2 separate regions of the Mus musculus genome follow, and region 2 is linked to region 1. A link is a contact called in ENCODE Hi-C or POLR2A ChIA-PET data. All regions are on one chromosome and are shown on one strand. The core of a region is the stretch at or near the end of the contact, and the rest is flanking DNA. Distances in the headings are between cores, read along the strand shown.

The links. A loop is a pair of places that touch in the nucleus more often than their neighbours do. ChIA-PET counts read pairs that join two places held with the same protein, here RNA polymerase II (POLR2A).
Region 2: a map of left cerebral cortex shows a loop between it and region 1 (1.9-fold over the local background). The contact joins the promoter of Slc35e4 here to the enhancer-like site in region 1. A Hi-C loop is called at or near these places in 1 of 37 maps with a recorded cell type or tissue (left cerebral cortex). POLR2A ChIA-PET finds 5 or more read pairs at or near these places in 3 of 5 experiments (Patski and embryonic stem cell).

Annotation. Positions count from the first base shown.
Region 1 is chr11:3,829,413-3,836,116 of GRCm38, reverse strand. All of the region lies in intron 1 of Osbp2 (oxysterol binding protein 2), which reads left to right. Among named protein-coding and RNA genes, the nearest start is that of Gm51880, 29 kb to the right of the region's middle. Within about 2 kb of position 2,313, at least 1 of the 3 ENCODE cell types and tissues checked has a DNase peak (open chromatin) inside an H3K27ac peak, as active enhancers do; it is left cerebral cortex, where a contact is called at or near this core.
Region 2 is chr11:3,912,578-3,919,677 of GRCm38, reverse strand. Slc35e4 (solute carrier family 35, member E4) reads left to right here and starts at 5,014. Exons shown (of 2, transcript NM_153142.3): 1 at 5,014-7,100. The coding sequence starts at 6,491. It overlaps Tcn2 (transcobalamin 2), which reads left to right. Exons shown (of 10, transcript NM_015749.3): 9 at 273-388; 10 at 1,969-2,598. The coding sequence ends at 2,030.

The DNA.
Region 1 (6,704 bases), core at 1,064-3,563:
GGTTGGAGAGATTCACCACAACACCTTACTTCTGAGGATTTAAAAAAAAAAAACTTTTTACTGGTTTATTATGAGTTTGACATCATGTAGCCCAATCCTGTTTATCTCCTCAACTCTCATATCCACCCTTTGCCCCTGCAACCTCCTTCTACAAAACACACACAAACACACACCCCAATAACAACAGCAACAACAAGGCAGAAGACATCTCATCGTGGGAGCTGTAGTGTGTCACAATATGCCCCACAGAATATCCCTCTGTCCACACATCTATATTTGCAGATGTCCGTTGTAATGAGTCATTGGTCTGGTTTGAGATCTCTGGGTTCTGTGACACCATCAATGTCGGTCCTCATCAGGGCTCCCCCTGGTTAACTTGTTGCCCTGTGTCATGGAAATCTTGCAGTTTTAGAACAGCAGGACTGCTCTTCTCACGCATCCTAACCATTTGCAGATGATACAGATTTTAGGATGGGCCAATTCAGGGCCCTGGAACTGGGCCTGGGTGGTAGCCGAGCTAATCCGCCTGCCTTACCTGTGCCACCAGGGTGGGCTCTCTAGCAATGCTCTGGCTAGGCCATCTGTGGTAGTTTGAGTACGCTTGGCTTGAGGAGCGACACTATTAGGAGGTGTGGCCTTGTTGGAGTAGGTGTGGTCTTGTTGGAGTAGGTGTGGCCTGTTGGAGGAAATGTAACACTGTGGGGGTGGGCTTTGAGATCCACCTCCTAGCTGCCTAGAAGACAGTCTTCTCTTGGCTGCCTTTGGATCAGGATATAGAACTCTCAGCCCCTTCTCCAGCACCAGGTCTGCCTGCATGCTGCCATGCTTCCTCTATAATGACAATGGACTGAACCTGTAAGCCAGCTCCAATTAAATGTTGCCCTTTATAAGAGTTGCCTTGGTCGTGGTGTCTCTTCAATGGAAACCCTAAGACACCATCCGATGCCACCATTGGTAAAAGGCAGGGCCTGCTCTCCTGTTCTCATGTCCCCAGGACCAGCTTACCCACACCCATGCTTCCAGAGCCAGCTCCACTGTGCTGCCCAGTCACGGTGTAGGCCCCACTCTCCCAAGTGCTGCAGCCGGTGAGGGGCTGGGCCAGCTCTCCCTCTCTCACACCTTGGGTCTGGCTCACCTGCATCCCCTCCACCAGGGCCAGCTCCACTGTGCAGCCCAGTCGAGGTGCAGGGCCTCTCTCCTGTATTACAGCCATGGAGGGGTCAGGGCTAGCTCTCCCACTGTCCTGACCCCGGGGGGCCAGCTCTCCTGACTACTGCAGGTGGCAAGGGAGGGTTGGGGAGGACATCATCCTCTCAACCATGCCACCTCCATGACAGACAAGTGGCAGGCCACTTCAACCAGGATCGGCCCTACTGCGCCCAGGTGAGGTGCAGAGCCTGCTCTCCAAAGTGCTGCAGCAGGTGAGGAGCAGGACCAGTTCACCCCATCTCATGGTCCTGGAGCCAGCTGGTGCAACTGCTTGCAGGTAGTGAGGGGGCAACGTGGGGCGGGGGGAGGCATCCTCCCGCACCCACACAAACCATGTAGCAGGGCCAGCCCTCACCCTCAGAGTTGGCTCATCTGGACCCCTACCACTAGGGGCCGCTCTTCTGCGCTGTCCAGGTGACCGCAGAGCCTGCTCTCCTTCATATTCCAGCGGGTGAAGGGCAGGTCTAGCTCTCCAGAGCTTATGACCCCGTGGGCAGCTTTCCCAGCTGCTGGAGGTGGCAAGGGACAGCTGGCAGGGTATGTGTGGGACCTCTGTGCCTGTACCACCCACCACATGGTACACAAGTAGCAGGGTCGGCTCTTCCATACTCACATCCTCCGCCCGGTTCACCCATGCCCCCACCACCGGGGCCAGCTCCGCTGTGCTGCCTGGGTGAGGCACAGGGCCCACCCACTCTCCCGAATGCTGCCACTGGTGAGAGATGGGGCGGCTCTCCAGAGTTCCACATCCGGTGAGATGTGGAGCCAGTTATCACAGCCGCTGGACATGCATGTGTCCCCAGAAGGTACCCCAGCCAGGGACATGCCAGTGTTCTCTGGTGGTAATGTGAGGATGAATGTCGACACTGACCCCGCTGCCGCGTAAGCCCACATCCAAACATGACCCTCCGAGGCAGCTCGGGCTGGGACCTCACCAAGGCCCCAGGTGACAGGGCTGAGCACTCACAGCAGGCTCCTCCTCTCCACCCTGAGTCTCCAGTTCCATCTCTCTTTACAATGCTCAAGCTGCCCACTTCTCTTTCTCGCCCATCTGTCCACCACATCTTAGCACATAGTGGTGGCTCCTGCTGCAGGCTGGCCATGCGGCTGCCGGGCTTCCGGAGGGTGACATCTTCCACCCATGCTGTAGAGTGTGGTGGCTGGAGGGAAGGCTTGTGGGTGGCATGGCAGTCAGCAGGCCTCTGTCTTCCTCCTCCCGAGCTGCCTGCCTGGGTTTGATTTTATTTGATTTTATGAGTCCTAGGCATAAGACAGCTTTGGGCCACCAAGCCAGGCATCAAGCTAGGATGAAAGAGGACTGCCATCTGCTCTGTCTCTGGCTGAAATAAGACCACCAACAGGGTGTCTCTTAGCCCATTGCCAGGGGGGTCTGGGTGGTTTTTTTTAAAGCGGTGGTTTTTTTTAAAGCACTTTTTCTTAAAGCATAACATTTAGGCAGTGAGATAGGTAAAGTATAAGGCTTTATTTTATACCCGATGATTTTTTTAAAGGTAGACGCCCCCTTTATTCTGAATTTATTTACTTTGTTTATTTAGCTTTTAAATGCAATACATTCTTAGGGAGGCCTTGTCTTTTCAACAATACTAGGGATTGAACCTAGGGCCTTGCACATGGTAGACAAAAGCTTTACCACTGAGCCATACCCCTAAATATTTTATTTTAAAAAGATTTTCAGATTAAGTCATTATTGAATAAATCTGACTTTTTTTGGAATTTTTTAAAAAAGTGTATTAGTATTTACCTGCATGAGTGTTTGTATCCCATGTGTGTGTCTAGTACCTGAGGAGGCTTAAGAAGGAGGCCGATCCCTTGGACCTGGAGTCACAACACTTGTGAGTCTCCATGTGGGAGCTGGGAACTGAATCAGTGCTCTCTGCAAGATCAGCCAGTGCTCTTACCATTGAGCCATTTCTCCAGCTCTTAGATACAATGCTTAACTAGTTAATTAATATTATTAGTATTTATTTTCAGACACTGGCAATCAAGCCAGGGTTTCACAAATGCTTTGCCCTCTTTCTCTTATTTAAACAGTGGTGTGCAGTCTGTAAGCCTACCTCCTTACAAGATAGAATGTTCTTTGAGGCCGGTCTGTTTTCTAGTGTATTTCCTTTCTAGTGCTTTCAGGATGACATTACTGAGTCACCACTTGGCAGGTAGGTTGGAAGGAATTAACAAGTGAGTCACAGTCTGCTTCAGCCTGCATAGAGAGAAGAACATAAAGTCGGGATGTAACACTGTCTGGATTCAAACTGGCTACCTTTCAATTTTCTTTTCCTTTAAAAAATGTATTTACTTATTTTTAAAATGAGAACTCTGTATGTATGTAAACCTACAGACTAGAGGAGGGCAAGGGGTCCCTTTATAGATGGTTGTGAGTCAACATGCGGTTGCTGAAAATTGAACTTATGACATTTGGAAGAACAGCCAGTGCTTTTAACCACTTAGCCATCTTACCAGCCCCAACTTTCTTTTCTGAACGCTTCTCCGTTGGAAGCTGCAGTACCAGATCTGTATGACAGAGGGCACCTCATCATAGCCAGCTATAGACATTATACTTCGTGTGTCTACTCTTTCTTTCTTTCTTTCTTTCTTTCTTTCTTTCTTTCTTTCTTTCTTTCTTTCTTTCTTCCTTCCTTCCTTCCTTCCTTCCTTCCTTCCTTCCTTCCTTCCTTTCTTTCTTTCTTTCTTTCTTTCTTTCTTTCTTTCTTTCTTTCTTTCTTATATGTGAGTACACTGTAGCTGTCTTCAGACACTCAAGAAAAGGGAGTCAGATCTCATTATGAGATGGTTGTGAACCACCATGTGGTTGCTGGGATTTGAACTCCGGACCTTAGGAAAAGCAGTCGGGTGCTCTTACCCACTGAGCCATCTCTCCAGCCCCCGTGTGTCTACTCTTTACAGGGACTTTTCTAGAGAATACACAATGAGAAAACATACTATTGAGCAGTTCATAGAGGGAGAGTTTTGTGTCCTGGTCCCTTTTATCTCCTGCTCCACCGTGACATTTTATGTAAGGGACAGCTTGGTGTGGGTTAAGGCATCAACCAAGAGGCACAAAGTCAGTGGCCGATGAAAGCTTAGGCGGCTGAGCCAGTTGCTGGCCCAGTACAGCTCCATCGTGTGCTGCTCAGGTCTGCTTGTACCCTCCCCATAGGCTCAGTTCCACCATACCATGGGGACCTCTGCTTCCCTGAAAGAACTAAGGGCCACCATCTTTTCCTCGGGCAGGATGTACCAACAGTTCATTCAGTGACAAAGGCCACTCCTGTTGGTGGCCAGTTACCTGGAAGAAGAGAGGAAGAGGTTTGAGGAAAAAGCATTTCCACAGTGGTGCAGCCAAGCATTCATCCCCACAGGCCCCCTCTACACCCTCTCTGGAACTAAGTTGCTCTGTCAGCACTTGAGCCCTGTCCATGATCCAGCCACTGAGTATTTAGAGAGCCCCACGGAGCTCTCCGGGTTCTAGTGTAGACATTGTTCTTCCACACCCACCTGGGCACTAGCCTAACTCCTCACAAGAATTTGGATCAATTGTCTTGCAGGACAGTCACTTCCTTGCTGGTCACTGGCACAAGCTGTGGAAAGTGGCTAAGTGGTCACTTGTCTTCTGACCCAGTGGAAGCCTTATTGTGCTATCTGATGTCTCGCCTTGGGATTTAAGCCTCTAACCTACCTGAGGGCAAGAATCAGGACATGTGATTATAAACCCGGAGTCTTAGTGACGTGTTTTGTCGCTGTGGTAAAATATCCTGACAGGAGCAACTGAAGAGACAAAAGGTTTCTTTTGGCTTAGGGTCTGGGGAATCTTCATGCCAGGTGAACATGGCAGCAGGGGGAAGGCTGCTGGTCACATGGCATCTGAAGCCAGAAGGCAGAGGGACCCAGCCAGTCTTCTCCTTTTTATTCAGTCTAGGACCCCAGCCTTCTGACTGATGCTGCCCACTTTTAGGACAGACCATCCCAATTTAACTTAATCTAGATTATCCCTCATCCACATCGACTCTAGACACTGTCGAGTTTATAATCACTATCACCATCACACCCTGAAGGGATTTCTATGTGACTCGAGGAATGACAGCCTAGATGGGAGTCTTAGGAAGAAACTGGAGGAGTGGCAGAAGCTCTCTGAGGTGGCACAGAAGGTCTGTGTCCTTACACGTAGGTAAGTCACTAAGGGTTGACATTTTGAGTGTGAAATATCACACAGGCCTGTTTGAACGTGAACTTGATGACTCCGGGGTGCCATCATTTTGGGAAGCCATGGAATATCTTGGAGATGGGCCTAACTGGAGGAAGTAGCTAACTGGAGGAAGGACTTGGATGTCTTTATCAGGTCCCTGAGTCTCTTCCCTTTCCCTGCTTCCCGGCTGCCATGAAGTAAGCTCAGACACACTCTTCCCCACAACTCGGACCGACACTCCCGAAAGCATTAGTGGAAATGGATCCTTCCTCTTCAAGGTTTTGGGCCAGGAGTTTGGGTATGGCGATGTAGAAATGATTAAAGCAGAAACTGGAGTTAGAGAAGTAGGGGTGGGGCTCTTGTGGGGCTAAATTGAGCTTGTGGTTCTTAGGCCTAAGGTGCTGCCTTGGAGGAGAAATTTGGAAATCTTTAGGGAAGCTAAAGGAAGCTGAGAATTTGGTAAGCAAAACTTAATGAACAGCTGTGGGAACTTGGAACACCAAAGCGTCCATAAAACCGTGGGCAGTAATGGCCAAGCAAATGAGCTTTAAATGGCAACAAGAATTCTCCTAGAAATAAGACCCGAGGCAATTTGTGTTTCATTCTTGCAAATAATTTACCTCGCAGCACACCCTGAAACTACTGAGAAAGGCTAAATGGACTGGCTAACCTGATGAAGGAAAACATCGAGTCAGGATAGCCTTCAGGCCGTGGCATGGAATCGTCAGTGGCTCTCAGCCAAGCTTACAGTGAGAATCAGGATCAGAAAGCAGAGTGGAAAGGCTGGGAAACCCCTCAGTCCATCCAGAGGGGATGCTATTTAATGTTGCAGACAAAGAGGGTTTGCTTGTCCAGGAGATTCAATGTCATTGAAAAGAAGCCAAATACTTGGCACCAGAACAATCAGAAAGATGCCTTCAGAGAGTCCCAACAGTTGGCCAGACCCAACCTATGGCAAGATCAAGAGAATCAAGATTCACTTGCTTTGAGAGATTCAGAACATACTGCATAGAGTCACATAGGTATTTTCCTACATTAATCAAACCCAGGCACTCAGGTGATGCTGTAGTCCACAGAGATCTGCTTGAGTCTGTGTCATCCATCCTGGTTATGTAGGCATGTAGAACGCAAGATTTATAGGGTCCTGGATCCCACCAGATCTCAAAGGAAGGCATGGGAGGCTAGTCAGAACATAGCAGGATCATGTTCCCTGTAAGCATCCCCAAGACGGCACCATGGCACCTCACAAAGCTGTGAGCATGAAGCCTGAGCTGCCGTGGAGAATTCAAGATGT
Region 2 (7,100 bases), core at 3,765-6,264, 81 kb before region 1:
TATTGAAAAAACCACCACCACAGCGTTTACTTGTGTTCGATATTGTAAATAACGTTGTGACATAAGTAAGGCACGCAGGAAGACGCACACAGGAGCTTGTGTGAATACTCCACCAGTTCATAGGACAGACTTGCACATTTCTGGGTTTTAGTATTTGCCGGGGGCCTTGATCCACTCTTCTGAAGGGGTAAAGGGATGAATGTCTTTCTCTTTGTCTAAATCAACACAGTAGCCTCCTCCTTGAGAGCAGCAGCTAGTTTTCTATTTTCTAGGTATGGGACCCAGGCCTCCTTGTCAGGCCCCTACCTGACATCTGTACTAGGGAAAGATGCTGGGGACCGAGAATATTGGCAGCTCCTCCGAGCCCCTGACACACCCCTGCTGCAAGGTGAGTCTGTAGCCCGTTGTCCTGGATACCCTGCTACCCGAGTCCTGACCCAGCAGCAAGGCTGCATGAACCCAGCCCAGCCTTTCCCTCGAACCTTCCTGGGCTACAGCATCAGAAAACCACACATGCTCAAAGTTGGGTCCAAAATATTTAACTGAAATTCTTAGAGTTTTTATGGAAGTTGTTGTGGAGAGTCCAAGACACAGGAAAGAATGAAAGCTTGCATTTCACTACCCAGAAATTAAGTTCTAAAAGAACTTTATTATTATTATTTTAGATTTATTATTTATTGTCAGTGAATGCTCTACCTGCATGTACACCTGCATGCCAGAAGAGGGCACCAGACCACATTACAGATGGTTGTGAGCCACCATGTGGTACCCAGGTCCTCTGGAAGAGAGCCAGTGCTAACCAGAGAGCCATCTCTCCGAAGCTCAAGTCTTTTTCATTTTTGATACATTTTCTTATAACTACAAGAAATATATACAATGCTTGTTTTCATTTAAAAATGGAATAATATTCTGTCAACACTATCCAACAGATGTAAAATGTGAGGTAGGTGGGTAAATGTTTCCTAGTAGGTGAAACTAATATTATATGATATATCTTATTTGGCCCACAATATCTCAAAAATGATCATTACAGAATGTAAAATCCCAATGTAGAGTCACCAGTGACATATTCACATGCTTTTATTTCTTTGCTTATTTTTAATTAAGTTAATTTTTTTGAGCATGTAGCCTAGGTTGGCCTTGAACTCACAATCCTCATGTCTCGGCCTTCTGTGATTTCTAGTGTGTCCCCACCATCCTGGCCCTCAAGACTCCACTTCTTCTTCTTTTTTTCTTGTTTGTTTGTTTTTTGAGACAGGGTTTCTCTGTGTAGTCCTGGCTGTCCTGGAACTCACTCTGTAGACCAGGCTGGTCTCGAACTCAGAAATCTGCCTGCCTCTGCCTCCCAAGTGCTGGGATTAAAGGCGTGCGAAAATGAGTCAGCAAATGGAACCTGTCCCCTGGCTTCTTAAGGAACCTCTCTAGTTCCTCTAAATTGTTGCTAGTTATTATAAATTATTAATTATTAATCTGGAAATAATAAATCTGGAGCTAAGAATGAACTAGGGTCTTAGGCCTGTCAGGCAGTGGATCGTCCACTAACCAGACCCAGCCTGGCTTTATTATCTTTCTCTAATGAGAATGTGGGACTTGAAGCCAGGTATTCTCCTGAACTGAAAGGTTGCTTCTGGGACACTCATTTGTGACACCCTCTGGAACAGTCCCTTTGCCTGACAACTCCATTTTGAAGATGTTGACCCTGCCAAGCAGGTACTGCCCTGGTTCCCATCCCTGTTATACAGCCGTTAGTCCCATGTCAACCCACTGGGGTCGCCCTCTCTGCTGTATGAGCCTGTGACCTGAGGGAGCCTACCAAGCCTCGTTCTGACTCTCTGGCTGGCTCCGGACAGCTCCCACCACCAAACCCTGAGTGGGTCTCATAGATGTGACTTCAGGGTGATGGTCACATGATGTGGTCAGGGTGGGATATTGCCTTGCTAACCCCCTTTACTTCGTTGTTTTCTGCAGGCATTGCTGACTACAAACCCCAGGACGGGGAAACCATTGAGCTGCGGCTAGTTAGATGGTAGTCCTACGATCCCTCCTGATGTCTTCACACCCTGCTGCCACCTCAAGTGCACTTGGAACAATGCCCCCCAGATCACCTCAGCTACCTTCCCAAAGAGGATCTAAGCCACTCCCCACCTGGGAGCAGGAAGGGAAAAAAAACCTCCCCTAGGGAGGCTGCTAGTTTGAGTTTGGCCCTGCCTGATCCCACAGGTCTTTCATGAAGACTGCCCCATAGCCTGAGGAACAGGCTGCTCTTGACTTCCTCTACATAAAGAAGTCTGCTGGCTATGGGTGTTGTGAGTACCACTGCTCTGGGACCAGGGTCCCACAAGAAGGACCTCCATGGCCTGCTGTGGCTCTGACCTGCACACCCAACCCCTGCTCTCTGTTATGAGAGTGGTGGTCCCAGTGGTCATAAGGCAGCCTTTGGTCATCGGCAGGGCCATCCAATACAATTAAAGCCTTGATTTACCTGACATGGACGTAGAGTCCTGGTGCCTCGTGTTCATGCATGGGGGGAGGGGGAGCAGAGATCTCTGGGGAGTTACTTGTGGTTACTCTCCTGTGTATCACATGGACAGTTGGCATAAACAGAGTTGACTCCATCTTTCTTAAACAGTGTGTGAAACAGCCCTGTGGGGCGTGAGCATTTGCATCTCTCGCTATAAATATGGGGAAAACAGGGATTCATCCAAGGTCTCAAGATGAACAGTGCTGCTATAGGAAGTGATGTCAGGCAGGAGACATGACACAGATATGGCTGCTGATCCTGATGGACCAAGAGAGATTTGCTGGGGACTGAGGCTGTACTGAGTAGCAGAACACTTGCCTGGTATGCACAAAGCCTTGGGTTGTGTTCCCAGATGCACAAAGCAAGAACTAAACACTATTTGATGGACTAGGGATGTTGTTCCATTGTAACAGTACCTGCCTAGCATGCACAAAGCCCTGAGTTTAGCACCATATAAAGTCAGGCTTGGGCTGGAGAGATGGCTCAGTGGTTAAGAGCACTCACTGCTCTTCCAGAGGACCTGAGTTCAATTCCCAGCAAACATATGGTGGCTCACAACCATCTGTAGTTGGATCCGATGCCTTCTTCTGGTGTGGCTGAAGACAGTGACAGTATATTCATATATATAAAATAAATCCTAAAAAAAAATAAAGTTAGGCTTGGTGGCACACACCTGTAATCCTCGTGCTTGGGAAGCAGAGGCAGAAACATGAGAAGTTTAGGGCTATCCTTTTCTGCAGAAGGGATTTGAGGCCAGCCTGGATCTTTATCTCTTTCTTAAGATGGGGCTTCAGGCTGTGTCACCTATGTCAGCAGCTCTTCTCCAGCCTGGTTTCTGACTCAGAGCTGTGGGGTGGTGCTCTGGTCTATAGTGTGTTTGTCACTGTGGTCTCCTCATAGGTCACATACAGGACACTTGAGCCCAAATATAGAAATGACCCAGTCAGGCTTGAAGCCCGAAGAAAAACAGACCATACCTCTCTCTGCAGCACAGTCACTAGGGAGAGGTTCTTTTTTTGCTTCCCAGCCTCCCTCAGAAGTGTTTCCTGCACCCCTGGCTTCGCAGGGAGGTGGGCCCCTCATACAGTAGGGCTCAAATTTGAGGGGTGCTGTGGGAGGCATAGGCTGCTCTGAGATCTTGAGTAGACCCTAAGGAACGTGAATGAGCCCTCTACCCCAGTGATATCCTCCTTGAATCCGGGCCTCCTGGCTCTGGATCCACAGTAAAATACAGTCTGATGTTGAGACAGGTTAAAATGGGTTTCTGAGGCTAGAGAGATGCTCAGTGGTTAAAAGCATTTACTGGGCTGGAGAGATGGCTCAGCAGTTAAGAGCACTGACTGCTCTTGAGTTCAATTCCCAGTAACCACATGGTGGCTCACAACCATCTGTAATGGGATCCGATGTCTTCTTCTGATGTTTCTGAAGATAGCTACAGTGGTGTATGCATATACATAAAATAAGTCTTTTTTTTTTTTTTAAAGCACTTACTGCCCTTGCAGAGGACCTAAATTTGGTCTTTAGCACCCACATAGTAGTTCACAGCCACTAGTAACTTCAGATGCAGGAGATCTGATGCCCTTTTGGCTCTGCAGGCACCGGCCATGCACATGGTGCGCACACTCACATGCAGGCAAATCACTCATCCATATAAAATATCTAACAAAAAAATTGTTCAAGGAGCTGGAGAGATGGCTCAGCAGTAGGAGAACTGGCTGCTCTTCCACAAAATCCAGGTTAATTCCCAGCACTCACATGGCAGCTCACAACTGTCTGTAACTCCAGTTTCAGGGGATCTGATGCCCTCACAGACATCCATGCATAGTTACAGATAGACAGACAGGCTAAACACCAATGCACATAAATCTTTTTAAAATGGGCACAGAAGTGGGCAGAGGCACCTGCTTGTAATCTCAGCATTCCCATACAGACATTCACACCACTAATAATAAACAAAAAATTTAAATAGGAAGAAATGCTTTTTAATTCAAAGAAGCTTAGTGGATAATGGATTAAAAATCCCAGAGGAATATAGTTCACTGAAAGCCCAGATTCCTCTTCTTAAAAAATGTGTGTGTGTGTGTGTGTGTGTGTGTGTGTGTGTGTGTTGGAGGGGGGAGGGGAGAGGCTCATTCAGTTTCCCTCCCATAACTCTTCTTGGAAAAACTATCTAAATGCCCCAGATTTTGATCCTTTCCCTGGAAGTCTCCTACCTACACTCTCTGCCCTTCAACTTGGGTTACTCAGCAGAGATCTACGGGTTCCCGCGGGTATCAGACTCATCGGAGGCAAGTGTGACAGTGTAGATTCCTGGTTCATCTGGGACAGAGATCTGATTTAGGTCTCAGGTGGGACTGGCTTATTTTCACCTGAATTTCTTTGGGAAGGGATTAGGAACGCTTGCAACAGTGCGGAGTCACGACCACCAGAGGGCGCTGCGGGCCGGGCTACACAGTTGCGCTTTGCGATCTTGTTTCTCTAGGCAGGTTGTCATCCAGGACTTGTTTGACAACAGAGCCGGGTGAGGCCTGTGCAGGTGAGCGGGAGCTTCCCCAGAAATCCAATTACCGGAAAGAGTCCAGGATGGACCTTGATTCTTGCTCACGCGTTGGGCTGGGAACAGGTCCCTGGGTTTCAGCTGCTTACCCTAACCTGAATTCAGGTGGGAAACCCGGGAACCATCCAGGATTCTGCTCCGTGGGCCTCATGAAACCCAGCTGTGAGTCACCTCGGAATGCCTAGGGAGCAGCACATAAAGTCGGCTAGCTCGGGATGGATGCCGGCCCGCTGTACCCTGCTTCCCGGAGCTGTGGTTAGCTTTGGTGATTCATTTCCCCTTCTGCTGCCCCAGAGGGGGCGCCGCCCTGGTTTGAGAGGGGGAGAAAAGATCTGGAGTGGAATGGAGGGGGAACAAGATGAGGCAGCCTTAAGGGACCACGTGGTCTAGCTCCGTTGAATTCCAAGATCTCAAGGAGACCTTTGTGGTCTGGGATCAGGTGATGTGGTATGTCTCACTTCAACGCCCTGCTTCTCGACGATGGCAGACAGCTTGGGGACGGCTCTGCAGAGTGCCCAGGGTTTCCAGCACTGGATACTGGTCTTTTTAAGGAAGGCTCTACTTGGCGCTGGAGACAATCCGGATTCCGGTTGGTGGCTGGTACAACCCACACTCTCCACTAAGGGATTCGCGGCCGCAGCTGCGCAAGCCAAGTCGGGAGGCGCAAAGGCTGTGGGAGGGGCTAGACGTCCGCCGGGCTCCGGGGCTGGTACTCGTGGGCGGGGCCCGGGCTGAGCCCAACTTTCCGGGTGGAGCGCAGCTTCGGTAGCGGCGGAGAGGGCAGGGCCGGGAAGCGCTGAGCCGCGCGGGACTCGGGAGGGACTAGAGCCCGGCGCCCGAAGCTGCCAGATCCACCGCGGGAGCCGAGCGGCAGCCAGAACAGCCAGAGCATCCTGAGAGGCTGCAGCCAGTCCGAGCTCGCGATTCCGCGTCCGCCGGCCTATCGGCGTCTATTCCCGGTCCAGTAAAAGGCTAAAGGGGGCTGGGGGAGGGGAGCGACGGCTGCAACCTCCGTTCCCACGCTCGGAATATTATCGACCCTGCCAGACCTGGTCCGGGCCTGAGCACCAAACACGCAGGCGGTCGGGGTCAGTCAGTGACCTCATCCTGACAGTCTGGGGACCAAAGATGGAAAAAGACAAACGGATTCGGTGTGAAAGCATCGCGTGAGCTTAGGGCGCGGAGAAGAGAGAAGGCCTCCCCTGGTGCGGGAGGTGCCCAGGGCTTACGAGGCCTGGGTGGACACCAGCCAGTCCGGCATCTTAGCAGCCACGACCTTCTTCCCTGACCAGAATTATCGGCTGGCTCAGAGTCTAGCACCTGAAGTGTTGCCCTCTCCTGTCCGAGGAATCAGGACCAGGCTCAGCGACTCCCTGGAAAGCCTGCCTCCTGCCCCAGCCCCACTGGTGCGGATGTGCCGCTGCCCACTGGAGCACCATGAAGGCATGATGACCTCAGCCGAAGCAGTTGCTGTGGCTGGAAGTGCCCAGGAGCATGGCCGCCCCAAGTGGCCTCCGGACAAACCCCAGGTCCTTGGGCAGCCTGCTCCGGCGAGAGTGGTTGTGGCAGCACTGGTGTGGCTGTTGGCGGGAGCCAGCATGTCAAGCCTCAACAAGTGGATCTTCACAGTGCATGGCTTCGGACGGCCCCTGCTGCTTTCAGCACTGCACATGCTGGCAGCCGCCCTGGCATGCCACTGGGGGGCCCAGCGCCCCGTGCCGCACAGCATCCACCGTCGAGTGCTGCTGCTCAGCCTCACCTTCGGTACCTCCATGGCGTGCGGCAACGTGGGCCTGAGCACTGTCCCCTTGGACCTAGCACAGCTGGCCACCACCACCACACCACTGTTCACAATGGCCTTGTCTGCGTTGCTGCTTGGCCGAAGACACCATCCTCTGCAGTTTGCTGCCATGGGCCCGCTCTGCCTAGGGGCTGCATGTAGTCTGGCTGGAGAGCTCCGGGCACCTCCAGCTGGTTGCGGCTTCTTGCTGGTGGCCACCTGTCTGCGAGGCTTCAAGTCTG